Linked DNA regions of Homo sapiens: all the other regions are linked to region 1. A link is a loop called in an ENCODE intact Hi-C map of the cell type or tissue named here. Cell type or tissue: HCT116. All regions are shown on one strand. Each heading gives the region's core, and the rest is flanking DNA. Links, peaks and the distances in the headings are about the cores only.

Evidence for each region. Hi-C counts contacts between places; a loop is a spot of excess contacts. Peaks named below come from ENCODE experiments on the same cell type or tissue, not always from the same donor. Only the 100,000 strongest peaks of a DNase experiment are listed, where the experiment ranks them.
Region 2: it touches region 1 in a loop (5-fold over the local background); 16 of 110 quality-filtered maps call a loop at or near these places.
Region 3: a loop joins it to region 1, with 4 times the contacts of the local background. A loop is called at or near these places in 36 of 110 quality-filtered maps.
Region 4: a loop joins it to region 1, with 3 times the contacts of the local background. A loop is called at or near these places in 19 of 110 quality-filtered maps.
Region 5: it touches region 1 in a loop (5-fold over the local background); 18 of 110 quality-filtered maps call a loop at or near these places.

What each region holds. Positions count from the first base shown.
Region 1 is chr6:98,843,374-98,849,777 of GRCh38, reverse strand. LOC124901364 (a long non-coding RNA gene) reads right to left here and starts at 2,769. Exons shown (of 2, transcript XR_007059690.1): 1 at 938-2,769; 2 at 1-204. RefSeq lists a silencer at 1,352-1,571 and an enhancer at 1,682-1,801. In HCT116, for the core only: a CTCF peak has its summit at 3,829; a DNase peak (open chromatin) is centred at 3,817.
Region 2 is chr6:97,702,136-97,708,539 of GRCh38, reverse strand. LOC101927314 (a long non-coding RNA gene) reads right to left here. Exons shown (of 5, transcript NR_110757.1): 4 at 6,176-6,257; 5 at 1-853. Among named protein-coding and RNA genes, the nearest start is that of MIR2113, 320 kb to the left of the region's middle. In HCT116, for the core only: a CTCF peak has its summit at 2,852 (motif pointing left); a DNase peak (open chromatin) is centred at 2,839.
Region 3 is chr6:99,116,644-99,123,047 of GRCh38, reverse strand. No RefSeq gene overlaps it. Among named protein-coding and RNA genes, the nearest start is that of MIR548AI, 4.8 kb to the left of the region's middle. In HCT116, for the core only: a CTCF peak has its summit at 3,422 (motif pointing right); a DNase peak (open chromatin) is centred at 3,447; H3K27me3 peaks cover 1,952 bases.
Region 4 is chr6:97,183,724-97,190,127 of GRCh38, reverse strand. It overlaps MMS22L (MMS22 like, DNA repair protein), which reads left to right. Exons shown (of 25, transcript NM_001350599.2): 15 at 3,438-3,631. Among named protein-coding and RNA genes, the nearest start is that of MMS22L, 96 kb to the left of the region's middle. In HCT116, for the core only: a CTCF peak has its summit at 3,537; a DNase peak (open chromatin) is centred at 3,537.
Region 5 is chr6:98,051,551-98,057,954 of GRCh38, reverse strand. No RefSeq gene overlaps it. Among named protein-coding and RNA genes, the nearest start is that of MIR2113, 30 kb to the right of the region's middle. RefSeq lists an enhancer at 1-1,797. In HCT116, for the core only: a CTCF peak has its summit at 3,274; a DNase peak (open chromatin) is centred at 3,241; H3K27me3 peaks cover 289 bases.

The DNA.
Region 1 (6,404 bases), core at 708-5,707:
AAAATGTGAGACCTCAGATTCACGTACGTTTTTTCTTCCTTCACATTCTTGCAGTTACAGAGGTACCATTTATTAGCATGTATTCTTAATGAAATTTCCTGAATTGAAATTAAGTTGTTTTTACTAGGGTCAGCATTAGAGGTATTTCAGTAAATAGTTAAATGTTGCTGAAAAACCTGCTATCCTGGTGACTTCGTGATATTCCTGGGAGGGGGTGGGGGAGATGGAGGAAGGAAAAGAGAAATAAACTAGTAAAATTAGCACATCTAAAACTGAACACAATTTCTACAATTCTCTTTTGTTCTCATCTGTCTATGCTTGTCCATTTTCTTCCTTAAAAATGTAATCATGGTATCACCATTCTTTTGTCTTTTTTTCCCCCTACAGCCATTCAGGCACCAGTCATTTGCCTATCCTTTTCAAATTTCCCTGACTGACCACTTTGAGTCAGATCTACACCAGCAACCTCCTACCTAGTTAACCTCCCTGCTTTCATCCTTACCACTTTCCAACCTATCCAATGCACTGTGCCAACTCTCTTCCTTCCAGGAGCATTATTTCCATCGGATCTCCCCCTCTACGATGGCTCTTAATTGCCTTTTGAGTCTAATTAAAACTTCTTCCAGACCCTCTACCAATTAACTCCATACACTGTTTCCCTTAGCAGCCCTCTCATGCCAGGTGCCAGCTCCTGCTCCCCGGCCCAGCCCAGCAAACCTGCTCGCCCTCTGCCTTTTCCTGCTTCCTGCCTCACATTGTGCCAGTTCCCTTCTACCCAGAGTGCCTACTCCACTTCTCTCTTCTTTCTGCCAAAGCATTCTTCCTTTTTTGTTTTTGAGATTGCTAAATCACCTCCTAACTAACTTTGATTACTCTAAGGGTCCTAAAGTTCTGCATTTAGGTCTGTTCTTTTGGAAATGCGTGTGTCTTCACGTACCTGCATTATCGACACCTTGCAGGGAGCAGTGCCCACATATCCTGGTTCAGGGACTCCGGCGCTTGGCGAGAAGTCCGGCTCTTTGGGGCTAGTGGCTTGGTCTTTTCCACGACCTGGTGAAAGTTCCTCTACTGCCAAGGCCTTGGCTCATGTCAGACCTGCATTCTCCCTGGATGTTCTGGTTCCTGCCTTGACTTCCCTTTCCCGCCCGTAATGTGCGCTGCCCTGGAGGTCTCAGGCAGCCACAGCCCCCCTCTCCCCCCGACCCCATTGCGGTGGAACACCGGAAGGGTCAGGGCCCTCCAGGCGTTCGGAAGGCAACTATGTAGGAGATAGCACGGGCTGGGGCCGCTTGGGGAGGGGACTATAGGCTGCAGGTGGCTTCCCGGCAGAGGCCGCTTCCTGGTCTTCGTGAGGCGGCTTGGCCTGGGTCCTGAAAGGTGGCGGGGTGGCGGGGGGAGCCGCCAAGCCGAGGCCCCGCTGCTCCCCGAGGCCCCACTGCTCCCCTCTGTGTAGCGGCTTCAGACCCAGACCGCCTCTCGTCACCCCCGTGAGCTCCTGAGGACACGAAGTGTTCATAACTCTTGACCCCAGCACAGCCCAGGAGGCCCTGCGCTGCTCATGCGGCAAGAGGGAGGCCGGGAGGGCGGAAGCGCAGCCCTCTAGCCTCCCGCAGCGAAGCCGTTCCTTCGTCCCTGCTTCGGCCATCGGAGCCTGCCCGACACACACAGGAGCCCCGGCTCCCCAGACGCCAGGCCTGGCTGGGCGTCCCAGGGGCCCTCCGCTCTCACCCAAAGGGGTGCCTGGCCTAGGCAGGCTCTGCTCGAGTGGCGGAGGGACCCCCACATTGCGCCGGCAGAATGGCCCTTGGGGAGGTGAGAGGACTTTCCGAGTGGAATGGGACCCCTAAGCCCACTCTAGGCACCGGCTTTCACCGCAGCGCCACTCCCGGCGACTCCAGGATGTCGCGGGGCGCCTGTGGGATCCACAGCGTCCTGATTTCCAAGTCCAGGGACTGGAGGTGGCCCTGGGCCACTGGGGCTCTCTAGACGGGAGGCGTGTGTGGATTCGTGAAAAGCTGCGGGTGATTAGTGCTGCTGCTGTTTCGTGTGTGTGCTTGGTTTTAAGTGCATGAGCCTAGTATTCTCTTCCTAATCCAGGCTGCTATAAATGACACCACAGATGGACACTATAAACGTCAGGAGTTTGGAAGATGTTGAAGAAATGGAGTGCTTTGCAAGAGTACGGGGCTAGCCATCGCATCACAGGAGCTACAGTCGCTGCAGTCACTGGTATGTGGCGCCAGGGGCCCGACTGATCGTTTCAGCTACAAGTCAGGACCTGAACATGCTAAACACAAAATGTCTCCTGAGTGGCAGCCCCAATTTAAAGCTAAGCAGAATCGGTGGTGCCTTCCCTGGATAATGCAACTGAGATGACTGTCCTGCATTTCTCTTCCCCCACACAAATAGACGTAAGGCTATATGGTTATTTTTAAGTTAGAAAACATTTCTTAAGCCGGGCACAGTGGCTCACATCTATAATCCCAGCACTTTGGGAGGCTGAGGTGGGGGAATTGCTTGAGTTTAGGAGTTCCAGACCAGACTCTGCAACAAAGTGAGACATGGTGGCACATGCCTATAGTCCTAGTTACTGTGGAGGCTGAGATGGGAAGATCCCTTGAGCTCAGGAGTTCAAGGCTGTAGTGAGCTATGATTGCACCACCGCAATTCAGTCTGGGCGATGGAGAGAGACCCTGTCTCAAAAAACAAAACAACAAACATTTCTTATTAGTCACAGCAAAGACCTCCATTGGAGTTGGCAACAGTAGTGCTTCAGGTTGGATTTGCGGTAATTTATACAATGCTTTCATATACATTATTTCATCCGAGCCTTACTTCAACCCTGTTGCAAAGTTTAAAAAGGAATATTATCCACATTCTGCACATGAGAAAACTGAGATCTGAAGATGTCAACTGACTTTCCCCCGTTGCTGGTTAGTAAGCATAGAAGTATAGACAAACACATGTGTTCTGACTGCAAATCCTTTGCCCAGTTCCATTAATACTGCTGGGATCTGCCTGAAGTCCATGTCCTTTCTCTTCTTCTCCTTGTCGTGTTACTTTGGATAAAGGCGGAGGGAGAAAACAACATTCATGGTGCAAATGGCCCATAGTATGGGAGGACAAATGCACTGGGCTCTGAGGGAAGCAAAGTTCAGCTCCACAGGCTGAACTGATACCTTTGGTGGGAGTTTCTAGGGGAATGTTTTCCCTAGTCTGGAAAATTCTTCCATGGATGAGTTTCTGTTCAAGTGATCCACTTTTTAAAAAACTCACTTTTGAGTGGTAAAACTGAACAAACCTACTATAGAGCAAGAAGTGTCTGATGAAAACTGGGCTGGGTTAAAATAGCATTTGCTGGACTCCATTTTTGCTGATTGAAGCATTGTACCTGTTATTAACCGTGGCTTCTAACCTGGTATTCTGGTCTTAATGCCTGCCAAAAGCTGAGGCTCCTTAGAGAGACTAAAGACTTATCTGCTACAGCCTCAACATGTAGGAACTAAGGAACTGGGGAAGTGATTCTTTCTTCCTACCTTTGGGAACTTTTCTGGTATAGAACGTAGTGTCTTTTCTGGCTAAACTTTTCAAATATCTACTCAGGAATTACCTAGAACTAAATGTTTAGAAACCCTTGTAGGGGTCATATGCGTAGTCACCTTCATAAGTGTTTGCCTAGGAGGGGTTGAGGGAAAGAATGTAGAGTGAGGAAGGAGAGGAGTAAGGGGAAGGAGAATTGGATCTGAAACAAAAACAGTTGTGCTGACTGGGAGGCTGTAAAATCAAAGGTAGTTCCGAGCCGATGCCACTGTGGGGCGCCAAAGTTCTACTCGGCTAAGGCCCGCCGCTTTCTTGGGTGCGAGGACAGAAGTCCTGGAGAACAGATGCACTGAGGGAAGAGAGCGGGGAGGAAGGAGGGAAGGGAAAGGAAAGGAGGGGTGGGGCTAGGGTGTCCTTTATTCTCCAGTTAAACTCGCCTGGGAGACTTTGTTACATAACAAGTCTGTGCGTGGGGGAAAGAAGACTTTGTTAGACGGAAAGAAGGAGGGTGTGGGGAGGGGGTGAAGCTCTTAGAAAAGAAGAAAATCTCGGAATACTGAGTTGACTTGGGAGCACAAACGGTCCTCGTGGCTTCAGAGACGCTGGGGCTTATTCTCAAACTGGGGCCACCACCTTTTTAAAAGGGCTAGCGAGGAGGGGAGATAGGTTTGGAAAGGGTACCTTCCCCGACCCGCCACCCAACACATACAAACCATAGACCCCGCCCAACCTCCCGGCCCCTGGCCCCACTTGCTACCCCCTCCTATGCCTGGGGGCTGCTGCCTCCACGAAGCCGGGCTCTTTCTCCTCCGGGTAGCCGCGGCTCCATCTGCAGCCCCCGAGGACTCCTCAGCCGGGATAAAGGGCGGCCTCCCCCGCCTGCCAGCGCCCAGGATGCTCAGCCGTCAGCTGCGGGGAGGCGCTGATTTCATTCCGGCGCGGCTTTCGCTGCGGGCGGCGAGGGGCGGACAGGCCGGGGCCCGCGGGGCGGGGCGGGACGGGGGAGGGAGGCAGCGGCCGCGACCTGGGGAGGCTGAGCGCCCCGGCCCCGCCAGGATTTATTACATCCCAGCCACTGGCAAAGGTTAGGAACGCGCATTTGGAGACGGGATAATCCAAGTTTAAATATTAAAAGTAAAAGCAGAATCGGTCGAATATTTACCTAGAGACTGAGCAGATCAGATCTCCCTTTGCGAGGGGAGAGGACTGTGGAGGAGCCCGGCTCCCAGGCCCGCGGCTCTAGCGCTGCGCTTCCCCAGTGGCATCGCCTGGGACGGCCAGGACCCACTTCTGAAGCTTCCTCAGACTGTGGTTAAGGGGGGCGGACCGCGGATCCCCTCGCTCTCCCAAGTCTATCGGAGTCGGTGGGGCTTGGTCCAGATCTTCTGCTTTGTATATTCTCTTTTTTAAGGGCCTCCCGGACCAACACAAAAGGTGGCGGAAAGTACGTTGGATCAATAGCAAAGATTGTTATTTAGATAACGAATTAATCTCCCTGTTATAGTACTTTTTGTAGTGAACTTTGCACCCCTTTCATAAGAAAAAGGAATTTAGAGAGAGAAGAAAGTCTCAAACAGGATTAAGGTTTTAATTACAATTCCCTATCGAAATAGTATGTTTGATGAGCTGATCTTATCAATTAATAGTAACATTAAAGCACAAGAAACAGATTCACGGAAATATGCTTAAAGGAGCCTTTAAAAAGTAATCGCACTCGGGGAACTAGCGGGGCAGGCGGCCAGCGATGCTGCGTCCGAGCAGATTTCGGAACCCCCCTCTGCTCGGACTGGTCCAAGCGGGGCGCGCATCTGGGGCGCAGGATGGGGCGGGGGCGGCGGGCACGGCGCTGGGAGACCAGGCTACGCTGGTGGGAGGGAAATAATAAATAACAGACGCCTCTTCCAAGCCGAGGCCCACATCAAAGTTGGGGCCCCACAAGGGCCGTGCAGTTCACTGCATTTGGGTCAGCGTTATATTCCAGGGGCAAATAAAGTAATTTGAACATGCACCAACAGTTTTCCATAAAATACGAGTTAAAAGAAGTAATAGAACTAATCACTGTCTCCTCAAATCAAGTAGAAAACATTTCAATGCACTAATTAGAGTAATTAGAATAATAAGCCTCTGCCTATATGTGGTAAGACAATGTGTACAAACAACTTTATTTAATGTATACTGGTAATCAGCGATGCGTGCCTGCTTGAATGCTTAGCGCAATAAAACTACCCTCCGTCCGCCCAAACAATCAAACACAAATTAGTTTAATGATTGTGCCTGCTGAATGTCTTAGAAATCTACAGGCAGAGGCGAGTAAATAGAAGCATCCTTGTTTGCGTGCGACCCCGCCCGGGCTGGCCGCGGGGCCGGGTGAGTGGCCGCGGGCGGGTGCGGCGGGAGCAATCGGGAGGCTCCGCCGAGCCTGCAGAGGCCAGGCCCGGCGCCAGCACAGACCTGCGCCCCGCAGGAGCCCCTGCTGCTGCCCTTGGTCGCCTTCCCACTCCTCTCCGGCCAGCTTCCCGCCTCTGCGGCCCTGCGGTGCAGTTCTGGGCCCCAAACCCGCACATCCCCAGCTCGGCCTCACCTCCTCCGAGAGGCGAAAGGCCGCTTTAGAACTCTCCCACCGCCCGTTTGCGACGCTTTTCAGAGCTGAGTGATTTCCTCTCCCGGGGCGACTCCTTCCAGGGGCCTCGGAGGGCTAAGGGGGATTTCTGCGGGCCCTGAGAGCCCCCAGTTCGCGGAGATGGACTCTAGGCCTCCAGTACTGAGGCGCGGCCCCTCACTTTCCGGGCCCTCAGCTCTGGCTTGAGATGCCGGGGTGCCCAGAGGGTCTCCCGGGCTCCCTTCTCTAGGGAACTGACTTTAGG
Region 2 (6,404 bases), core at 779-5,778, 1.1 Mb after region 1:
TAAAATGATAAAATGCACCTAACCTTTTCCTCATTTTGCAACATTGGACCCTCTACAACACAATATAATCTGCAGACCTATGAAGAACTAATTATGCATATAATAAGGTTGTAATTTCTCTCCAATATTATCACCAAGTTATCTTCACATTTTAAATGTTTCCTTATAAAATTTTCCATGGTATGTACATCATTTTTTTAAACTTATTTGCATTCAAAATTAAGGGTGCTTTTCTCAAACCTTTTCATTATTACCGTCTTATATAAATGGGAGGGCAATGTGATACTAAAAGGTCCAACAAAATAAGCATTATGAAAAAAAGTCTGTTGGGCAATGTTCTAACATCCACTTAATCCATAAAGACAAGTTCTCTCAGTATTGATGTAATATAGAATATATTCTAAGTTATGCAAGAACAAAAACTTCAAGCCTGAATGGCAACAACATTTCTATGTAATGAGTCTGTTTACACACACCAAATTTAAATATCTTGGGGTTTTTACTGGTGTCTTTTATAGATTAAATCAAACCCTAAGGATGTAATCAAATTAAAAGGATTAGTGTTCATTAATAAGATGGCAGTAATATTTCATCAAAAGTTTGCTAAGTCTCTCTCTGCAAAACCAATAGATAAAAGCAGGCAGTGCATAAAAGTGCCTATCTACTGCATTAGAACATGACAAAAATAATATTTCTTAACACTGCCAAAGAACCATCTATTTCTGAAGATCATACCAGTTTCCATTGCATAGGCCAGTAAGGGTCATTAAACACCAATGGGTCTCTGAGTCCTTCTTCAGAGTCAATGACATTGTAGACTTCACTCGGGATCTCATTTTCCTCCACACAAGGTCTGCAGGGCAAAGAAGGCAAATGAACTATGAAAAACATAATCACTGCTTTTACTGTTGCTTTTTTTGTCATAAAAATTCCATTTATTTAAATTCCATTAAAAAGCACATTTGGCTGCCGAGAACATAAATATACACTTTTATTATACTTAGCATTTTTCATTTAAAAAAAATCTGTCATTTGTTTAGATAAAAATGTTAAAATATTTCCAAACTACCTGTTTCAGCTAACCACTTTCTATGTGTTTGTTGCATACAATAAATGCTGGGAAAACAAGTGATTTGGAATGTAATTCCAAAGCTATGTATATATTTCCCATTAGAAGTTATCTGCTTACATTGATCATTATCCTTACTATGTCATGTGCATTCCACTTATGACTTCTCCCAACATACATCTCTTAGAAGAGTGATTTAAATTACTTGAGCTGTAGTGGAAAACATTTTTTAAAAATCTCATTTTTCTAATTGCTCTGATGTATTTAATAAATCATTAACTGAGAAAGTGACAGCACTAGGAATTCAGGGAAGCTTTTTAACACAATGTTCTCCTAAAGACAAAACTGTAATTCAGATAGTCACATCTGCTTTGCATCTTAGGGGATTACCAAAACCAAGTATTGGAGAAAATAATCAAGCAATGACATTAATGACATATCTGTCTTAGAAATACACGTAAACTTAGTAAAATGACAGGTGAGATAAACACTACCAAATAGTAGAAAAATTCTTATTTGTAAGTATACACAAAGCTTATAAACTAAGAGTATAAATTTATCAAGAATAGGAATTATATCTAATTTTGATATAACTCTAGACCTGTGCCAATAGGTTATTTGGGAATTATTTGCTGATTTGCTTCTAGAATCTCTCAATGAAACAGCCAAGTAGAAGCATTTGCATAAGAAGACGTGTTCAGAAATGTTCTCTACAGCATCATTTGCAAAAATAAAAAGCTGGAAACAAATTAAATCGCCATTAATATGAAATTGTTTAAATCATTTTATATTCACACAGTAAAATGTTATTTAGCAGCAACAGTAAATAAATGTGATCTACAAGTATCAACTGAATACATTTCAATCAGTTCAAAAATTGTAAGCAGAGTGCAGAAGGCTATGTACAGTATGATATCATTTATATAAAGTTTTAAATCATCCCAAAACAATTTTATACATCTTTTTAAAATGATACGTATTTAGGATACAAATCTAAGCACACATAGGAAGGCCTCTGAAGAAGGCAGGGAAGAGAATCGTTCTAGGAAGGGGTATAGAGGAATTCAACTCTAGTAATGTAGTCCTTTAAAAAACTTGGAGCATTTACGACAAAATTATAAATCTAACAAATCTAGATGGTACGTACATGCTATTCATTATATGTGTCTATTTTCTACGCATATTTGTACATAAGTGTATCTACAAGCATTTATGTATATATTTTCTGTAGACTTGTAGTATGTTATAATGACAAAACACACATACACAAACAAAACCAGTGAGGCCTAGTTGTTATAAGATGGTCTGTGCACATTGGTCCTACAGTGTTTACTTCTTCACAGCAGGGTGGAACCACTAGCTCCAAAGCCCACTGGCAACAAATGCACATTTTTGCACATCCATTTGTTTCAAATGTAGTCCAAATAAGTAGATTTTTGGCCATTTAGAGCCTGCCTGCTTTGCGCAACCCCACAAAACTGCACCTAACATCTGCTAACCGTAGATAAGATAAACCCTGGGTCTGTAACAGACCCCAAGCTTCTGCTGCCCTTAAAAGCTTTCCCACCCAGAGTCTCTCCATCATGCTGCTGAGCAACATCCTCTAGACTGACGCCTCCTTCTCCAAACCTCCTCTTCCCAAGAGTTCCTTTTGCCTCCCTCTCCTTTAGCTTGGTGGCCCCCTAATTATTGCCTTTGGGAAGGCGTCCTGCAATAAGGGACCTCCCCCATTTACAAAACCACCAAAGCACCACCCAAGTAATGCTTGCTGTGTGCTACTGCCACCTCATGGTCACATCTTTAAGAAAAGGACCATTATTTCTCCAAAAATGACTATTACTTGTGAGTTTTCAGAAAAAATGCCAGAATAAAACTTTTGGATGGCCACATAAAGGAATGACAGATCATCCAAGAAGAAGGTAGCATGGTATTCACAGAGGTGGCTGGAAAGCCCCAACCTGCCCTTGGTGCTGTGAAGCCCAACGCCCTCTATCACTGCAAGAACACACTGTCAAGATCATAGGGACAGCATTTGAAATGTGTACAATACAAAATCAAGTAGGAGAGGAGAAAAGGAAGCTTTATCAAATAATTTAATTTCAAAATACTAAAGCAATGAAAATAAAAATGGAATAAAAGAAAGCATAAAGCAATTCAAGTAATATAAGTTAATAAAATCGAAGAGAATTGTTAAAATACGGAATGAAAAATATCTATGCATAGAAAAATATGGTTATCATGATCCAATTGTATATTTCACATGTATGTTCATCTACATTTATGGAAGAATACTTAATAAAATGTGAAAATGAAACTGGGATCAAGAACATTTCCTTATGGTTTTCTGTACTATTTGAATTTTTTTTTACCAACAGCATGTACAACTTTTATGTTTAAAAAATATTTTAAAGACAAAACAAATATCAAAATATTTCAGATTTTCAACGTAATTTGGGAATCTAAATTTTTAAATAAAATTTCCAGTTTATGAAAATACATTTGTAGTCAATAAAATATTAGAAGGCTATATTTGTCCCAATGTCACAAATTTTGACCTCTGCTCTATATCCTCACAATTCTTCCACATATCATTGGAATACAGAAGACTGGGAATGTTATATCTTGCGTTACATCTTACAACAGATAAGAAGGGAGTAATTATTTCAGAGAAGTAGATTTCAATGTAAATACTTATATCTTCATTTTTGTGTCCCATTCAGTTACATTCTTAGGACTATCTTCGAGAGAGTATCTAAATATTTTGTGAACCTACACTGCTTAACTTTTCAGGAAATTTTTCTTTGTTGTTAGGTTCCAGCTCATTTGCTTAGTGCAAAATTTTCATATCCTTCTCCATAACTGATTCCTGAACACGTCGACCTGCACTAAGTTTATGTAGGTGATGCTGAGACACAATCAACAACAGGTGCTTTCCTCATCTTGCACATCCCTGAAGAGCACCTGCTGTCTTCAGAAATGATTTAAGTGACCCAGGCTTACAGCATCCCATTGGAACGATTATGGTTCTTATAACTGAAGAAAATTGTATGAAAGCTACATCTTCTCTGTTGGATTCAAATTCACAGAACTGCATAGCAGAGATGCAGAGCTCTAAATAGGATGTCTTATAGGAAAATGCCAAACTGGCTCCAAGTGATGATTCCTTTTCAATTTTTTGAAAATGGTAATGTTAACCATTGCATCATTACCTATTATCCTTCTGCTAGATGTTTTATAGAAAAGCTATACTTTGGAAAGTAGTATATTACCTCACAGTCCTACCAGTTTTTTTAACCATAAATGTGCATACACAGCTACTTCACAACTAAATGACACCAAAAAAATTTTTAAAATAACAGCACATGTACACTTTTAATTTCCTAACAAGTTTCTTTTACTTTTTTTCTTTGGAAAGTAAATGTACAGATTAAAAAATATAAGTTGGCCCAGGAACTATCTTTGAGACAGTCATGGGGAATAGTCTGCTATAGATAATGAATCCACAGCCATAATACAGTTAGAGGTTTGGAAACCTTGCCAATAACAAGCTGGTAAGGGCTTGCAGACTAACCTCAATGCATGCAGTTTTCAGGCATATAATAGCTGCATGGTTAGAAGCCACTTCACTGACTCACCTGAACTCTATTCTCCGTTTCCTTTTTATGCCAATCTCACAGCATGTGTTAGAAAATATTTCCCTTTAAAGGTACACAAACTTACTAACTATCCACCTAAGAGTGTACACGGATTTGCATCCAACCACAAACTCCTGCTACAGGATATTATTAAGGTTTTTTTAAAAATGTAAAGCAATAACACAAATTTTCCTCACTGTTAAAGAAAATAAAATTCATTTGAAATGATATTTTTGTATTCTTTCTTGTTATTAAACAGTACAAAAACAAATAAAAAATATGTATTCCTTTACAAGTTTTCATGTGCTAGTCCAGTGGTCAACAAATTTTTTCTGTAAAGGGCCAGATGGTAAAAAATTTAGACTTTACAAATATCTGTCAAACTATTAAACTCTGCTATTGTGGCAGGAAAGCAACTATAAATAAATGAGCTGTATTCCAATAAAACTTCATTTAAAAAAACAAATGCAGGCAGAATTTGGCCTTTGATTTCTGGGTCATAGTTTGCAGGTTCTAGTGCTGCTATATAGCATGCTTTTATGTGACACACTCTATACCTATCAAAATGAACATCTATAACAAGAATAAAGGAAAAATTATTCATTTCCTACTGAAGTATACAAGCAATTCATATTTAAACTAGGGCACTAAATTCCAGAAGGAAAGTAAAAAGTGGTAAGAATTAAATAAACACCATTTTTGGGGGGGTGTGAGACAGGGTCTTGTTCTGTCTTCCAGGCTGGAGTGCAGTGGCACAATCGCGGCTCACTGCAGTCCCTCTTGGGATCAAGCAGTTCTCCCACTGCAGCCTCCCAAGTAGCTGGGACCACAGGCTCACACCACCACACTTGGATAATTTTTTTTCTTTTTTAAATAGAAACAAGGTCTCCCTGTGTTGCCCAGGTTGGTCTCAAACTCCTGGGCTCAAGCTATCCTCCTGCCTCAGCCTTCCAAAGTGCTGGGGTTACAGACATGAGCCACCACACCTGGCAAATAAATATATTTCTTTCCAGCAGCTCTATTTTAGATCTTTCTATTTACTTTCAAATCTTTTTGTTGAGTGTTTTAAAAATAGTAATTGACGATAAAACCTGAGAGAGGGAAAACTAACACTGCAAAGGCCAGCACTGCTGACAATTGACTTCTTTGCTAGGTGAATTGGCCATTGACTTATCACACAAAAACAGAAATGAATGTTTTCAGTGAAGGCTCTAGAAAGTGTGTTTTTAATGAAAGTTTACTCAATAAAAATAAAATGTACTTCTTCCAAAACTTAAAGTCCAAAGTAAAAGCTTTCTAGAAGAGATTTCTAGAGTGCACAAATATTGGCTTAGCTCCATAAAACCATAGCACTGTCTGTATTTAATTACCAACCCATGAGCATTCTGACAGCCCCAATGCAGTGCTTAGTAAGCATTTTACCCACAGACAGCTTGCAGATGTACAGTAGTGCTAAAATTACAAGACTTACCATGACTTGTTCTGTCAACCAACTTTGGAACTGGAGCTTACTTGTCTCTATAATGAGCTGTCTGATGTTCCATCCATTTTACCTGTAGCAAACAGGAGTAAATGTAACTAACCAAACGTTGGTATATTAGTAAGACACAAATAAAACTATTCTTCATTTGCAAGAAGCTTTCAGCAATGAGAATTTACCATACATAATTTACTCACACTTGCGCTTTTATGCAAAATAG
Region 3 (6,404 bases), core at 877-5,876, 270 kb before region 1:
TAAGTACCGTGGCTCTGAATATCTGAGTAAACACACACACACACACACACACACATATATGCGTGTGTGTATATATATGTGTGTGTGTGTTTGTGTGTATATGTAATACATATGTACATTAAGATATATGTCTCTCTATATATTTGTGTATGAATCAATGATTTGATTCCATGGGTTTTATGGAGCATGTCATAGTGGTTAAGAGGCCCATTTTGGGAGTCCACTGAGTTCCAGTCCTGACTCTGCCCTATTTGTTAGGTAGCCTTGGCAAAGTTTCCCTATCTGTAAATGGGGATAAATGTGAACCCTTCTTGCAAGGCTGTCGTGTAGACTGAATGTGGTAATATATGGACAAGGCCAGCATGTGTCTGGTGTATGCTAAGTGTACAATCACTATTAGTTGTCATTACCAGAGAGGCAGTTTAGTATGAAGTGGATGAATTGAACTGTGACTCATATGATTCTGATCAGGAACTACCATTTTGAAAAAAACCAATTAAACATAATAGCTAAAACGAGATTGACCTACATTGATCAGGAAGGTGGCCAAGAAAATAGATTGATTAGGTGTGGCCTATTCATTTCATAAATTTAAGTCTATCTTAATGATTTCTATCAAAATACCTTATAGACTTATCTTGCCTCATGGTCACTCCCAAATTTTAAAGAGATGGACAAATTTAAAAGAGATTTTCTTTCATGTGCTTCTGTCTTTGGATGGCTCATTTTTTTAAAACAAACAAAAGGCTTTCTTTTTCATGTACTCGAAGAGATGTAAAGTCTTTATTAGTGAAAACTTCATGACGGAAAATAAGTTGCAGCTCATTACTGTTTAAGCCTTTTCATCTTACTGGGCTTTAACGGTTTGACAATAAGGCTGTCCATGCACCATGGTAGCCCTGGGGAGGAAAGCTGGGGACCTGTTCCTACTGGCTGTCAGCATTTGCTCAATTTAGAGACTGTCAGTGAGGAAGGGAGAAGGGTGTGTGAGCAGGTCTGGTGCTCTGGTCCAAACAGAACACCCAGGTGCACCATCAGTTACCAGAGCAGCCAGCAGCCAGCCATGCCCTGGCTTGTCTGTTCCTGTGGTACCTCACTCCAGTAACACCTATCACTTTGCACCGTCAAGGCATTTCTCAAGCATTAGCAAAACCTCTTTGTTAAGAAAGCAGACATTCCTGTTTTTACTTCATACAGAGGGAGATAAAGGTGGACGGAAGAAAGAGATTCACTTCATCAACCGAATATTCCTGTGTTAGCCTTGGCAGAGGAGCCTATTCCTGAAAGCAGGAGAGGTTGATTTCTGCAGTTTCCGCATCCAGTTGACTAAGCCTTTCTTTTAACCAGGTGACAAAAAATACCCCCACATGCATATAGACTCCTATAACTTGTGGTTTCAGGATCTCTCTCTCTCTTTTTTTTTTTTTTTTTTTTTGAGACAGAGTCTCACCCAGGCTGGAGTGCAACGGCTCAATCTTGGCTCACTGCAACCTCTGCCTCCCAGGTTCAAGCGATTCTCCTGCCTCAGTCTCCTGTGTAGCTTGGATTATAGGGGCGTGCCACCATGCCCGGCTAATTTTTGTATTTTTAGTAGAGACACAGATTCACCATGTTGGTCAGGCTGGTCTCGACCTCCTGACCTCATGATCCACCCGCCTCGGCCTCCCAAAGTGCTGGGATTACAGGTGTGAGCCACTGCACCTGGCCCAGTATCTCTTATGTGACTTTGTCAGACCTACAGGATCACTGAAGCAGTCAAGATAGACACATGTGTGCATGTGCCCACCCATGTGCATATGATCTTGAGGTTAGAGAATGATGTTCACCCATGAAGTTCCAAATAAAAGAAGAGCAGACAGGGTCAAGGACGAGTTAAAGATGGTTATCTTTTGTGAAGTTCCTGAATTTACTGAAGTTTGTTAGTGTTATAGCCTGACCGTTCGCCTATGGAGTCTTCTCTTTTGTTCTTTAAAGAGGTGATGACTATACAGTTAGCATTGGTTTTCTCATCTGCCTTATGGCAAAATAATCTGTTCTACCTTCCCCCTTTCCACCCCCTTCCTCTGTGAGTACAGGGCCCTGAGATGTGGTAAATCGCCGCTGTCCCAGAACAATCCACTGCTCTGTGTACCCTGTGGAGATCAGTTTTGGTCATAGCTGGCGGGTGCCCATTAGCAGATGGACAGTTTTACAAGTGGCAGCATTACTTCATTTCTAGCCTGTTCAGTTCAGACCCTGCAGCAGATTTAATGACTGGATGTGTGATTGCTTTAGCAATGTGTCATTTTCTCTGAAACTGAATTTGTTTTAAATGGTGTTGTAAGGTTTCAGTAGTTGTGGTGTAGGATGTTGTCAATGCATAATTGTCATGAAGCCAAGGGAAATGAATAAAATGGGTAATCCATCCAATTCTTATTAATTAGTGATAGGTTTTTAACAATATCCAGGCCACTGCTCTTTGTCTCAGTGCAACCTGTCTTCAGTGCTGTCTCACTTACAACTTCAAGGCCAGGGGGCAAGTTCCATTTAAACGAAGCTGCATAGCATGTAGCACATTTATGCTGTTTACATAGTAGTTGGTTATTTTGATGAAGGCCTAGCTATAATTTCTCTGTGGTAAGGATGTAATAAGATAATATTTAAAAACTTTAAGCAAGTTTATATTTAATTATATATCTTACTCTGTCTTGAAAGTGGGAAAAACAGATACAGAAAGTACCATAACTTTAAAAAAAAGATAGTTCAATAAGATTTCAAACAGTTAAATATATGAAATTCAGAAATAAATGCATACTTCTGAATTGCACTGGATTTAGTGTATATTGTGACTCTAGGTCAGAGTCACAGAATTAATTTGGACTTTGGGAAATACCTTTATAGGAGAGGAAATTTGTCCTTTTGTTATGACTTAATAGCAAAGAAGCTGTATTGATGTTGCAAATATGAGTTGAGGTCAAATAGTTACAATAACTGCATCCATAGCATGGTTTGGTGACTGTGAAGGATGTTATGTCAGGTGGTTAGTCAACTGATGTCCATGTGTTGAACTGATTTTTTGCTTCTGTGTGTGAGTGAGTTGCACGAATGTAAACTCCTCTACGGTTTATTCAGCTTAGATTTTTCATGAAGCCTATGCTGTTCCTTATAACAGCCCTGTAATGAGTGGTAAGCCTACTATAAAAAGGTACAGAATGCAGTCAAAGTTTACCCTTGATGGGTCACCTCTGCAGTGTTGTGCTGCATAAAGATCTAGAAGAAACAGAAGGGTATGACCAAGGCAGTGGCTTATAATGTTATTCAGATTGCTCATGGTGATAATCTACCAAACTGAGAGTAAAACAAAACACCCATCCCTGTAGGAAATAGGATATTGTTCCTTTTAGAAAAGGTACCTAATTTTTTTCTTCCTTCTCTGTCCAGCAGGGGGTAGTCTGACACCAGCATTGTTTACAAAAGGCATTGAAAAAGAGCTCTCAATCTGTAGTCACTTAGATGTCTTCCACTGGAGGAAGAGCCATCCAAACCAGGACAGATCTTGCTAGCTTGATGAATCAGACCTGCCACTCAAACATAGCATTAGATGATATTAGCACAAAGGCAACGACTCAGCTATTTTAAACTGTGTCTTAACTGCAGATAAAAGAAATGAAAGATAGCATTTAGTTTCTTGCACAAGCATCTCATGTTTGGCAGATTCACATATGCTTCTACTTCCCAGGTGTGTGTAGCTGCACTACTTTATTTCACCTCTTGAGAGTCTGCCCTTTAAGGTTGTGATGTTGGCCCCAGAGCCACCACTGCTAAATCAAATCGTTGCGCTGATGGTGGATGTCAGCATAAAAATGGGAAGGTCTTCATCCTGCTCCCTTCCTGGCAGCCTGAACTCCTGATTTGACCGCTTCTCTAGTTAAAGACGAGATAGATCCTAACGTGCAAAACTGTTCTTAGGTGTTAGAAAATTGAAAAAGTACAGCATCTGCTGATTCCTACACAACAAAGTGGTATATATATATACATATATATATATATATATACATATATATATACATATATACATATATATATACATATACACACACACACACACACACACACACACATTTGAGTGTCTAGAATTGTATTATATGGAAGCCACTAGCCACACATGACTTTAAAATTTAAATTCACTAAAATTACATAAAATTGAATGCTCAGTTCCTCAGTTGCTCTAGACACATCTCAATGCTGAATAGCCACATGTGGTGGGTGGCTACTGTATAGGACTATGCAGGAGTGAAATGTTTCCCTCCCCTCAGAAAGTTCTGTTGGACAGAACTGGACTAGGGGCAGTGTGTGGATACTTATTCGTGGTCTTTAAACTAAACCTTCCCCCCAAAAAAATCCTCATGCTACTGTCTTAATTCGTCACCTCACCTGAGTGGGAAGAGGGATGCCTGCTTTTGCAGGGTCATCCAGTCCAACTCTCCCTGTAAACTACTGGCAGTGTTAGCATGGTGATAAATGTCTGTGTCTACAGGTAACCACAGTCCCCAAATGCCGCCTTCTTTGTGACTTCTTTGGTCAGATTGACCAAACACAGTCTGCAGGGAACATTAGTTTTTAAAAAAAGATAATTGGAAAGAAGGGAAAATAGGTTATTTAGCCTGGTACAATTTATTCACAGGTGGCATTTCTTCCACCTGAAGTGTTAGAAAAGATAACTGATCTTGGGTAAGAAAACATGCCAAACTTGGTTTACATTTTTGCAGTTATGGAAAGCTCCTCTCCATACTCATTTTTTAACTTCTCTCCCAGTTCCTTCATTCAAAATGTGAGGGTTTAAAACACTTGGATGGTGTTTAAAGGAGAATACTTATTTAAAACACTGCAAAACTGTTTACTAGCCTGAGTGCAAAGAAGTGAGACAGGTACAGTTAGTGCAATTATTGATGGCACTCCCTTTGTCTCTTAAAAATGTCATAGTATGGGTGATAAATTATATGGTTCATATAAATTACATGTTTTGTACTAAATCCTAAATGTATACAAATTGACTAAATTTAAGGATGCCCTCCTTGTTTATATTTTAGTTTGAATTTTCCTCTGAACTGCCATAAAGCTTACTTTCAACATCTCCAGTTCTCTGTTATCCCCTCTCTGCTCTGATCAAAAATTTATCACCCAGGAAGTCTCCTATCTCCTTTTAGTCCCCATTCCTATTCCTGTCTCTTCCTGGGACATCATCTTAAAATTCTGAAGGACGATACCATTATTACATTTGGATTTACACGCTTCTGAAAGAACATCAGTCTTGTCACCACGAGACTGTTCTTTTGTTGTGATGCTGATTTATTTTACAACATTGGCTGATTCTGGCCTTTTGTGCCTCAGTTGTTCCGTTTATTAAGTGGGAATATCTATACTTTAAAACTGCCTCATAGGAATGTGATAGAGCGAAATGTGTTTTTTTTTTTAGTGCTTTGAAGTTTCTAGATGAAAGACGTTGCCATAATTCAAAGCATTAGCTAAAACAGATACCAAATTGTTTTACATATGTATATCATTTAATGTCTTTAGATGAATTGCATACTATCCTTAAAAAAAATCCACCCCTTATGCCTTATTACTCACCACACCCGTGAGTTAGGAAAATGACAGTGGTTACCCATGCCCTCATGAATAGCTGGAAGTACTGGTTATAGGGTCTTCCCTTTCCTCCCAAACACCTGCAAGTAGAGGAAGAGAGGGCACATTTTCTCAGGGTACAATAAGTCAGCAGCCTCTGACAGAAAGGCAGCTGCCGAAAGCCTTGTCTGGGTTGCACATGATTTCATTTGCATTTTGATTTCTGTGATTTAACTGAAGGCACAGGTTGTCTCTGCCAAATATCCCTGGCCTACCAAGGGATCCAAGGTAGAACTGCCCAGAGCAGCCTGACTTATGAGGACTGCCACTGCAGCACAACCAGCGCATCCCTAAACATTTAGTAATAAAAAATCTGTTGTTCTTTAGTCGCCAGGATTTAACAAGCCTAATCCCTAGGAGAGGTGATAAAAATTCATTAATCTAATTAAATACTTCTTATTGCCAAAGTGACTTTGTAGAGTAGCTTTGCTGAAGGATAAGTGCAAAGTAAAATGGGGTCCCAGCAGAGAAACAAACGTTAGACTTGAGCAAGCTGGTGCACGCTTCATTAAACTCATAATTATCCTTTGGTTCTAAGTAGCTGATAATATTTAATGAGTATCCAAGATAATTTAAAGAAAATGTTTACTAATGAGGTACAAACAGTGCCATGGAACACGGATACCTAGGGTGCCATAACCATGTATCTTCCTGCTGAATCTTGTTCGTAGGGTCTTGAGAGGGAGACCGCAGGCATTGTGACAGGCATTTGAACCGAGTGAAATAAATTTCATGGTAAA
Region 4 (6,404 bases), core at 981-5,980, 1.7 Mb after region 1:
TCAGCAGATATGCAGTGGTCACATCTAATATAATTTATTTTTCAGTAGTCTGTATAATTAGTTTTCTGGTTCAAACATGTGATTTTAAAAAATTACCAGTGTCTGCAAGGAGTATTTCTAGCTATTTGGCTATAGTGCAAAAATTTGGTTCTTCCTTCAGACTTCTATTACAGTGCACTCTTGGCATTTCCTGTATTTGTCACTCACTGATTTCTTTATGCTTAAATAAATTATTATTATAAGGTCTTAAACAACTAGGTTCTGGTTTAAAATAGCAGGTAATCATTTCTTCTTATCCAGACTGAAAAAGCTTGAACTTTCAAACTATTGAGCAGGAAACATTTTGCATATTCCCGGGGATATTAGCTGCTTTTCAAATCCAAAAACACAAAGTGGGTGCACATTTCCAACACAAGTGTGGTTTGGGGTCAGTGTCTTACCCTTAGTTGAAACTTGTCTTAGCTGTTTTAACTCAACCTTGGAGGATGTAATCTATAGCTTTAAAATTTTTTACCTCACAATGGTTTTTTTTTTTTAATTAATTATTCTTTTTTTTTTTTTTTTTTTTTTTTTTTTGGAGACAGAGTCTCGCTGTTGCCCAGGCTGGAGTGCAGTGGTGCAATCTCAGCTCACTGCAACCTCTGCCTCAAGCAATCCTCCAGCCTAAGCCTCCCAAGAAGCTAGGACTACAGGCACATGTCACCACGCCCGGCTAATTTTTTGTATTTTTAATAGAGATGGGGTTTCACTATGTTGCCCAGGCTGGTCTTGAAATCCTGAGCTCAGGCAATCCACCCACCTCAGCCTCCCAAAATGCTGGGATTAGAGGTATAAGCCACTGCACTCGGCTTTTTTTTTTTTTTTAAACCTAATGGATTCAGAACTTTGAGTCCTATCCCCACGTTAGCTCATACTTATACTCCCTGGTACCTCAACGTTTTGTTGTGGAGAGGTCAAAGGTGGTTCACATTTGTTGGCCTTTCTCATTATTGCCTTGAATACATGTTTTCTAGCATCTCTTCTTATAGTCTTTCCTAATGTTAGAATTCTGATGTTGCTCCTGGCCCTTCAAAAGACACAGCTACATGTGGCTTTTCCAGCCCCTTTTCTTAAGCTTTCTGAAATTCCTTTATTTTATTTATTATTATTATTATTTTTAAATTATTTTGAGAAAGTCTTGCTCTGTCACCCAAGTTGGAGTGCAGTGGCACAATCTCGGCTCACTGCAACCTCCACCTCCTGGGTTCAAGCAATTCTCCTACCTCAGCCTCCTGAGTTGCTGGGATTACAAGCGTGTACCATCATGCCCGGCTAATTTTTTTGTATTTTTATTAGGGAGGGGATTTCACCATGTTGGTCAGGTTGGTCTTGAACTGCTGGCCTCGAGTGATCCACCCACCCTGGCCTCCCAAAGTGCTGGGATGAAATTTCTTTAACCTAAGTAGAAAGAGAAGATAATTTATCAATGTTTAATTCACTTAAAACTTGTGTATGTGTAGGCGCATAAGGGTGCATGTCTTAGTGTGTAAAAAGAAAAGTGGGCTTCAGAGTCAGATTTAAGTTCAGATGATGGGGCCAGCCCTTTCTAGCCATGTGACCTTTGGGCATATTTAGCTTTCCTACTGTTAGCTTCGTCATCTATAAAGAGGATTAATGATACCTATCTCATAGAGTTGTTCCGATTTTAAAAGAATTTAATTAATTTAAGGAATTTCTAGCACATATATAGAGGTCGATCAGAAATGTTACTCCTTCCTAGGGAATAGGTTTTAGTTAGTAAATAAAATGGCTTTTTTAGATATGGTGAGCAAAATCCATCCTACTCAAGTACCATAAGTTATTTATTGTCTTTTGAAACCAATATACTTTGAAAAAGCTATAAAGGGCAGTAGAAATGGTGGTATTATTTTACATGGATTCCACTGTGTAGAAATGTACTGTGAACTTTGCTATGTTGATATAGGCAGTTGAGTTAGTTGCCAGATAGATTTTAGTGGTTTGTTATTTATCTCACTCTAAGATAAAGGAACTGAAATGGTTCTCTAGCCACTAGTTCAAGTTGAAAGCATCTCAAGAAGTTTTTACAGAGAGGACATAGCAGATATTTGGTTAGCTTTTATGAGAATTGTTTACTGTATACTCTTTCCCCAGCCATTTGTTCACTTGTTTTTTGAATATTTCCTGTAGTATTAAGTAATATCCCATAATTTTCCAGGAATTCCAATGTAAAGGGGCTCAAGGCCCTAATGTTATACAGTTTATACTTAGAATTTTTACTCACTCTTGGGTAGTTATGCGAAATATTCTAAGATGTGATCTTATAACCAGCTTGATCTTTTTGTGGGATTGCTTTAGATACACATGCTAGTTCTGTGTTTTGTATAGTTCTTTCATGTTATCCACTTCCCCTAAACTGTTTAAAAACATCAAACATCTTTTTTAAAGTACTTAATTATTTTTCTTAGTGGAATGCTATCTCTATTAAAGGAAGTCTTCTCCATAATTTCCATTGGTTATTTTTTGCTGCTTTCTGTATAATTGAAAAAAAAATGCAAATGTAAATGTATCCATGCATTTATGTCTACTCAGTTGATCTGGCAGTAATATAAACAGAAACAGGAATAATAGCATGGTTGTACATTTAGTTTTAAATAATCATATTATCAGTGGGTGCACAACATAAATGCCTTCTGTTCCACATCACTAAGAAGATCTCTTATTTCCCTCTCTTTGGTAACCTCAATTTCCTGCACGTTTCTATTAAGGTCTAGAGATATCTAAATTTTCGATTGAATTAATCAGCAAAGGTGAGTAAATGATTAATCAAAATTTGAGGCAGTATCGAATTATGTTTTATTATTTTATGAAGAGCAACTTGTTATTGTATATTATTGCCTACCAAGTGAGAATGATTATGAATCTTTTGGGACCAAAGTAGTAAGATTGTATCTAGCATAGTTTTGTCTACTACACAAGGCCTGTGTCTTCTAAACAAGGAAAGTATTTTAATTTAAAATACCACGCATAAGCCAGTTGTACTTACCTTCCTCTTGGTACATCCATGTCCTAAAGCCCTCAGGAGAAAATTGTTTTAAAAATTGTTTTCATGTCTAGATTTTAAGTAAAAATCACTTGTCATGTGTGAGTTGCAAAATGCAGACCTTCATTCTGAAGCTGCCTCTTTCTCATTTGGATCTGACATATTAAAAAGCATATAATTAATGGTTGACATTAGTAGTTAACATTAACTTTATGATGCTTAATATGCCATCATTCATCCATCAAACAACCAGAAATGCATAATGTCTTGGCATAAAGGTTTTAATTATATAAAATGTTTCTCATATGATATAAATGGAAAAAGCTCAAAATGTACTTTAAGAAGATTTTTGTAAGCATTTATTAAGGGTGTTAGCTGTATTTTTATTTCTTTTTAGGAGTATGCATCAACAATTGTGTCAGGAACTTCAAAGGGACAATGTGGACCTATTTGTACAGTCTTCATTATCGGCTAAAGAGCGCCACCTTGCTGCAGTTGCCAGTGCACTGTGGAGACATTTCTTTTCATTTTTGAAGAGTCAGAGAATGTCACAGGTAGTGCCTTTCTCACAACTTGCGGATGCAGCTGCAGGTCAGCATTAATTATTAATTTGCTAATTTCTCTTTTTGCAGACTCTTTGTCAGTATTTTCCTTTATTTTCTTAGTAACAAACTCTTGTATAGCAAACATTTTGTCAGCCAGAAAGATGAAACAAATTACATATTAATAAATTGGGATCCTTTGGCTTATTTATTGCTAAAAATTAAATGATTATTTACTAAAAATAAGATAATTTTCTATCCTGAAAATATTGAATATACATAAGCTTTTCTTATGCATGTAATATTTTGGAAGGTAAACTAGCATTTGATTACGTGTGATTCAAGTAGTTTATTTTCAAATTGTATGAGCAGATACATAGGTATAAGATGAAGTTAATTTGTGTAAAGAGCAAAAGAATATAAAATAAATACCACTTCAATCCCAAGAAGATGAGATCAGAATGACACTGAATATATAGGATGTTATTGTTCTGACTTCTACTAGATTCTACTTTAAGTTGTAATTTTTACTTAATTTGATTATTAACCTAAAGACATGTCCTTAGGCTTTAAGGGACTCTGGATCTCATGAAATTATAGGTAAGAATTTGAATATATGCGCATATATATCATTTCTAAGAAGAGGCCATTGTCTTCTCAAGGGGGTATTTTGCTCAAAATATGTTAAGAAGTATTGGAATAGACAGTGATTAGTATGGTAACTCCATGTACTTGAATGAAGTCCATTTAAAGGTATTTAATTTATTTTTAAATAATAGTTTTAAAAACCTAAGATTTAAACCAATATTTATCCTAGTGTATACGAGGAAAACTGAGCTTAAAGTGCTGTGTAAAAGACTAATGATTTAAATTTGAAAAGATTTTGAATTCTGATAACACTTCTATAATTAGGACTTTACGATGATAGATTAAAGAATTGTGACAGGACAACAATTTTCCAACTACTGTAATGTCTATGAAAATAAATATTGATATTCAGCCAGTTTAAGCAGTCATTAATAGATGATATAACTTGTGTACATGCATCATCCCAACTGCCAGTCAACAAAAATAATAATGCATCAGTTCAGTCAGTGCTGTCTTAGATGCTGAAGATAAATGGTATATAAATAGAAAGCAAAATATGTGTACTTTGGCTTTGATTTGAAATAAAGACTTGATAGTTTAGGAGAGAATGATTTTCTTCATTTAAAAAAAGTTACTGAATACCTAGTTTAATAGGCATTGGAGAGATACTAATGGAGAAGAAGGACAAAAATACTTGTTCTGATGGAGCTCATAATCTAGTGTTGGGGCATAGGAAGACCACTAAATGAGTAAATAGTGTAATGTGTGGTGATAAATGCTGTGGGAAAGAGTGGAATATAGGATAGGAATACAGAAGGCCAGAGGCAGTTGTGATTTTAAATAGAGTGGTCAGGAAGGCCCAAGTAAGTAATATTTGTGCAAAGAACTGAAGGAGATGAGAGACCATGCTTTGCAGAAGTCTGAAGGCAAGAACATGTCTGGTGTGTTTGAGAAACTATAGGGAAGCAGCAAAGGCTCATGTGGAATGAGAAAGGGAAAGAGAACTAAGAGATGGATCAAGAGGTAATGGAGAGCTAGTTTGTGTTCTGCCTTGTAAGTGGTTATAAAGACTTTTGGTTTTACTCTGAGATTGGAAGCTGTTGAAAAGTTTTGAGCAGAGGAGTGATAAGAGTCCTCTGGCTGCTAGGTTGAGGCTAGACTTATAGGAAGACTAGGCAAGGGGAAAAGCAGGAAGGCAGTTAGGGAACTATTGTAATAACCCAAAAATGAGCAGCTGTGGCTAGAGTGGTGGCAGTAGAGGTGGTGAGAAGTGGTCAGGTTTCCCATCTGAAGAAAGTATTTTCAAGGTAGAGATGACAGAATTTGCTAAGTGGGTAAGATACGGTAACCAAATAGATAAAGAGAGGAATTAAGGGTAACTATAGCCATTTGCTGAGATGAGGAAGATTGAGGCTAGAACAGATTTTATGAGGGAAGATTAACATTTTTGGTAATTTTTTTTAAGATGTTCATTAAATCCAAGTAGGCATGTTAAGTAGGCACTTAGATAATGATCCTAGAGTTCAGGAAGAGGTCCAAGCTAGAGATTTGAAGTTGGAAAGCATCCATATATAAATAATTCTTTAAAACCATGAAACTGGATGAGATCACCCATAGAGCAAGTATGGATGAAAAGAAAAGTTTGAGGACTGGGCCTTAGGGTATTCCTTTGTTCAGATTTGTAGGGTCAGGAGAAACAAGAAAGGAGACTGGAGAGGAATGAAGGTAAGTTAAGAAAAAGCAGGGAAGTGTGGTGCCGTGGAGCCCAAAGAGAGGAAAGTGATCAACAGCTCAGTTTCTATAGATGGATCAAGTGAGATAAGGTCTGAGAATTAGTCATTGGATTTAATAAGAGGGAAGTCACTGGTGACCTGAAAGAGCAGTTTGTATGTAGTGGAGAGGCAAAGGCCTGATAGAAGATGATTCCAGAGAAAAGGTGAAAAGAGCAATTCCAGACTGCAAATTTAGATTAATCTTTTTGAATATCACTGTTTAAGAGAAGTAGAAAAATGGGGATAGTAGCTAGAGGGGTCAAAGAGGAAGGTTTGTTTTTGTTTGGTTTTTAAATAACATGGGAGACATTTCAGTATATTTAAAATGCTGACAGGAATGCTCCAAAGTGAAGGAAAATTGCATGGTACAAACAAAGTCACTTTTGTTTTAGTGCCCAGATAAAATGGGATCTTATAGAGAACTTGGCCTCAGTTCATCTCTAGTAGCAGAAGAGAAGGCAG
Region 5 (6,404 bases), core at 601-5,600, 790 kb after region 1:
TTTTACTAGATGTGCTATTAGAGACATCACAACATAACCATCATATTTCCGTGAGTGTCACTGTGTGCAATGACAGCCATGATGAGAGATACCTGCCTAATGAAGAACTTATGTTTTTCTTTTTACTTTCTTCTTTTTTTAAAACTGAGAAGTGTTTAGAAGAATTTGATCACATGATCTTTTAATAGAATCAGAAGTAATATACCAGCTGGTGCATATCATTCTTTCATGATATTCTAAGGGAGAGTTCTATTCTGATTTAATTTTCTTGGGAATAAAATATGTATATTCAGATTTCATGCAAGTCAATTGTCCTTAATGGACAAATGCTAATGATAAATTTAAAGTACAACATTTTTGTAACATTTGTAAGTTAAAAATTTTAAGAAGAGTCATACTAGTCATTTTTTATCCACACTAACACAGAAAACAATATTGTGAAAATTCCCAAATGAAAGACATTGCTATCGCTTTTTCCTCTGCAAGATTATCAGGTTGATATAATGACGTCCTACTGATTATTCACCACAGACCTTCCAGCAGGATAATGCATTCTTAAAATATGAACTTGAAACTAAAATATTAAATATGCATTTCCTCCTCCTATAGGACATGTTGAAATGCCACATGCTGTTGGTGAGAATGACCCATAAGTGTTGGATTTTCTCCCCCTTGCTCTTCTTTTCCAGAAACAGTTAGTGCGGCGTGCAGTGAACCAAATCAACAATGTGATTCAAGCTGTCTCCGTAGCTTCTTGGCAAAAGAAAGATAAACTATAAAAACTCCCCTCCTACAGCTTTCAGCTCTTGCTTCCCACACTTTAACATCTTCTGTCACCTCTGGCGCTGTTAGTGACCCATGCTAAGCTAAACTAAAGGATGATAAGTTTGCTGCCTCTGCCCTTGTCCTGAGGGGCTGCACATTATCCTATCAAGTATCAGTAGCCATTTCTGTGGGATATTTGTCACCCCACGAAGGCCTTTGGAACAAATGAAATGGGCAGCGAATTACAAAAATGTCATTCTCTAAAGGAAATGGATGAAGGCTTTTGTTCTCCAGTAATAAATAGATGCCATAGGCTTATAACACTATTTTTATATTAAATTTGACAGGGTTACTATTTCTAGCTCATTACGGGAACAGCTTGAAAACTATTTCTTTCTGTACTTTAAAAAATAATGCTGCTTCCCTCTTTTCTTCCTAGTAATAAATATAAACAGTATCTGGCAATAGATACTGGAAATCATAGATCATGATTAATTTGAAGTAACTTTTGCTAATGTTTGTTTTAAAAACATACAAAAACCATTTTTAGGGAGAGATTTTGGACTATAAATGAATTATGTAAGAGGTACCTATTAATGCATTTTAAAAGTCTGATTTATATGTATTCCTTCTTTCTTTGTAAATCACAAATATATTACTTCCTTTTCTCACTTTTCTCACACATTATGGTTTTACAGGGCACTGTGATAAATATGCCATAGACAAAGGTCAAGCAAAGGATAATAACTCAATTCCTTAAATGAAAGCTTCGAAGTAAATCCTCTGTGTTTAACAGCAGTATACAGGGGTCAAGATGACAATGTCCCAGACTTGAGAATAAAATGTGTGTTAATATCTTTGAGCATCAGTACATTTGTTAAATGGGTATACTTGGACTGACATACTTAGGTTTTCTTTGAAGTAGAACTTTAGCGAGATACCTAATTCATGATAATAAATTAAATACCACCACATATTTTTAAATAGACTTAGATTGTGTAGTTTATCAGGTTGAACTGAGTATTTTCATGGTAATTATAAACTATTCCCAATAAAATAGGCATCTTTCTTCTACAGCTTTACCTACACAATGATTTTGGAATTGAGCTACCTTTTACTTACTACACTTATTTTGCTAAATAAAATTTGTAAAATAAAGTATTAAAAATAATTCATTGGAATTTTTCAGTGATAGTTAATTTGGCCCAATAATGTATTGATGAAGACTGTTAATAGTTGTGAAAATTATTTAATAGTGAAACAAATGATCTAGACTCAGATTTTCTGATTTTACATCTTAATCATAGCATCTGGGTTGACATAATGTTGAATGTCTTAAGTTTAGTCAGTATATATGTCCATATTTTTACAGAATTGATTAGCAAAAAGAGTAAAAACTGGTCAAACCAATTCTAATTTTCAATTTTTTAATTTTTCTTTGCTTCTTAACATGAGAATGCATGCCTAGCTTTGTGAACTCTCTGATTGTATAAGCTGCGATAAAGGCACTAAGGAAGCCGAAAGTTCTACAAAAAATGTCAAAGCATGTCAGTCCACATCTATCCCTTTAACACATGTATTGAGGCTCAAGGGTAATAATGTACATTTTAATTTTTAGCCAGATCACTGTCATCTTGACTCCTGTATACTGCTGTGAGCTACCCAATACCCATCCTCTAGTGTCTTACTTCTGACAAATGAGTCTCCATTTCTTGAACTAAGAACTCTTTATCCTTAAACATTTAACTTCCTTGGCCAAAGCTAGTTAGTGATTCTTCCATAATAAGAGAGGGGAACGTGTTTGAAAAATACATAGGAAGAAAACTATAAGAACAATATCTATTTTGAAGAATGAACTTTTCTCAAAAAATGAAGTCTAAAAAAGAAAACCCCATTTTTCTTTGCAAGTGGAAAATGATGACTGGTGTTCTCCATGTTTATGTCACACGTATAACTGCTAAGTCAAATATGGTAGATTAAAAAGACTTTCATTAATTGAAAAATTATTAAAACATTTTAGTTGGTTATCCAGAAAGTTGGAGTGATTTCTTTTCTGTTGATCTTTAAAAACAGAGTAGACTTCATTCTATATTATTTTATATGTGCTGTCTCATCCACAAGAAATGAAATGTAGAGTATATATGATCATTTTGTCATCTGAATACTTATCTAAAATTTGGCTTCTATGTTTACTTCACTTTTCAATTCAAGATATTTCTCAAAGGCCACCAGTTTTCTCTTATCCCATGTAAAGAACATTTTTAAATAAATTGATTTTTATCTCCTTGATTTGTATTCTTTAACGTAATCAACAGGTTTAAAACTGAGCTTCTTATTTCCCAAAATATCTTCCTCCTGATTTCCTCATTGTTACACCCTAGGAGGCAGTAAACAGAAACCCAGAGCACATAAGTGGTGTTGTGGGAAAGACCATAGGAAAGAATGCTATACTTTCTTCTAAGAAAAAAAAAGAAATGACAATAAGCAAAAAGAAATGAGTTTCCCCACCTACTGGTGAAACTGAAGATTGTTCAGCCACATTTGAGACAAGGACTTCATTTCAGAGTAAAAAATCAGATATGAAACTGTATAGACCAGCAAGATATGAAACTGTACAGACCAGCAACCACTTGACAGCCTGTGGAGCCTATAAGAGCAGAGAGAAGGGCCAAAAGCGTATGGCGGCTGCAAAGCCATATGGTGGCCTAATGAAAGACTTTCTATATCCAGGGCTTTCTTTATCTAGTTGACTGGTTGATGGGCACCCAGGATTAGCAGAACAGGGTGGGGACTAGGAGCAGTTCAGTGTATTTTAGCAGTTCTTTGATAAGTTAATGAATTAGTGATCTTTTTGTGAATTAAATAAGTTACTCTGAGATAAGAGAACCTGTCTTTATATGCCATGTTTTATGGCAGAGAGGGCAGAAAAAGTTACAATATAGCAATCTGGGAATGTTTTACAAAATGAATCACTTGGAAAACTTATTTTTATTAGTGTCAGATCATTTACATCAGAGACACTTGTGGCACTTGAACATTTAATATGACTAAATCTAGCTAATTATTCTTCAATATATGAGAAGAGGAAATATATGGAAAACATAAAAAGAAAACAATAATTTAGAGTTTGAAGAACTAAATTTCCTAGAATAATCGAGTCTAAAGAAAAAATATAATTTTTCTTGTTCTTCTTTTTAACAAATGAGAAGAATAGCAGGTTAAATTAGACTTTCTTTCATAAAACAGCTATTAAAACATTGTAGAAATTTTCTCTAAGTTTGAGTAACTTCCTTTTATGTTGATCCTTAAAAGTAGAATAAACTGTATCCTATTTAGTAAATTCTCTTCTGTCTCATTATGCACACTTCCCCTTTCAGCTCCTGTGTAGTCAGTTAGCTAGTCTTCTTAATTTAGATTTTTCAATATTTCTAGTATCCATACATAATTTTAAATTTCTATCACTTTTATTCTAGCTTAGGTCCTCAGTCTCTTTCTTTCTTAAATAGATTGCTTCCAAAAAAAAAAGACATCCAAAAGTGTTAGGCTCACCTCCACTCTCTCTCCACTCCTACTGTGCAGCATTATAAATGAGTCTTCATAAATTCTCCCCCACCCAACAAGCCTCAAAACAGTATAGTATGACATTCAGACTACTGCATCTCTCATGATCTTGGTGAACTTGGCCAGGTTGCTTAATATCTCCAATACTTTGTTTATTCAGAAAAGCAGGAGAGGCTGGGTGCAGTGGCTCACATCTATAATCCCAGCACTTTGAGAGACTGAGGCGGTTGGATCACCTGAGGTCAGGAATTCAAGATCAGCCTGGCCAACATGGTGAAACCCAGTCTCTACTAAAAATACAAAAATTAGCCAGGTGTGGTGGTATGCACCTGTAGGCCCAGCTACTTGGAAGGCTGAGGCAGGAGAATTGCTTGAGTCCGGGAGGCGGAGGTTGGAATGAGCCTAGCTCATGCCACTGCACTCCAGCCTGGGCAACAGAGCGAGACTCTATCTAAGAAACAAAACCAAAACAAAAATGCAGGAGTAATAATATAATAAATAGTACTTCCTTCAAACTCTTGATATTTTGAAAGTACTTACATTTTTTGTAAAACAAATTCCAAGCTTTTGGTCATAGTATGTGCCCTTCCAAGACAGAGACTTTTGGTAGATGTGTTACCTAACAACACCTAAACAATATGAAATGCAAAATATGTTATCTGTGGAATATGTTGACATTTAGAACATGTATTCAATATTATTTAAAAACTTTTATTTCTAAAATGATTTATTTTTCTTTAAAATCATTGTATACACTAGCTTTATCACTTTATATTTATATGCATATGTTATATAAGTGGTTTGAAAGTATAAGTGGTTTAAAAATCATGTACATTGGAATGGATCTAGGTGACTTCTTTCTATACACTGTTTTCTAAAAAGATGGAACTAACAGGTGTTTATGGAATCTGGGAACCGTTTTAACTAAGACATTCAAGAATTAGTGAGATACTCTAAACACAGCTACTTTAAATGCCTTTTTTTATAGCAACATCAGTATCATTTTCGTTAAGAACACTGTAACTACTGCATTTACTCATTCCTGGGGAATAATCATGAAGGTTGATTTTTATTGTCATCTTAATTTTCAGATGATAATATTAAAGTGGAACCACAAACTAATGCTGTTAATAACATCTAGTAAAATGAAATGTCGTTTAAACCCATAATGCACAATTTTAAAAGGGAAGCAAACTACTGATTTTAAATGGTAGGGCATGTATTGATAAAAGTTGGCTCAAATGACTAATCTTTTTAAAGTTTACTTTCCAAATATAACTTTCAGCTTCCACACAGCAGCTATCATTCGTTAAAATTGCTTTGCAAGATCAGCCATGAAATGTGTATTATATATACATTTAATATAAACAGAATTCTTCAAGTCATAATATATTAATTAGCTACATGATAGAGCAAGGCATGATTAGATTACTTATCGAACTAATTTAATTTGTACAGTAGCAGCTAATTTAAAGGAAGCATTCTGTTTTCAAGCTTGTTTTTAGAAATTGTTATGTAAAAATTATTAATCTGGGATTTGAAAACAATCTTTCTCCCTCTCTTTCGGAAAGATAATTTGTGATAGAGTACTTCTATATTTGGTAGCTAGAGACAGAAATTTTTTTAAGGATAAGAATAAACTAGATGATGAAAAACCTTTGGAATAAAGTGAATCCTACTTCCTAAGATTAGCATCAGATTTTTATCTCTTTATACGCTTTTCAGGATCTTTTTGAAATCAATGGGAGATCTATCCATTAGGGTGGGAGAAAATACACATAAAGTGTGTTGCTGAGATACACTCAGAACAAATAAATGGAAACTAAATCCCACTTCCCACAGCCAAACATGTTTGTTTCTATACTCATCTATCCCTAAGAAGCAAATATTCCACTGGGTCCTAAGAAGCAGATCAGAGACAGAGTAAAGTAATAAAGGTCCTTGATCCAAATAGCAAAGTGGGCCTAAACTTAACTATTACACATAAAGACAGGGTGGAAAAAGTATTTACCAGATTACTAATACATTTTGAGACTGATGTAAAAATGGCCATGAAGAGGCTCACTGAAAAGAACACA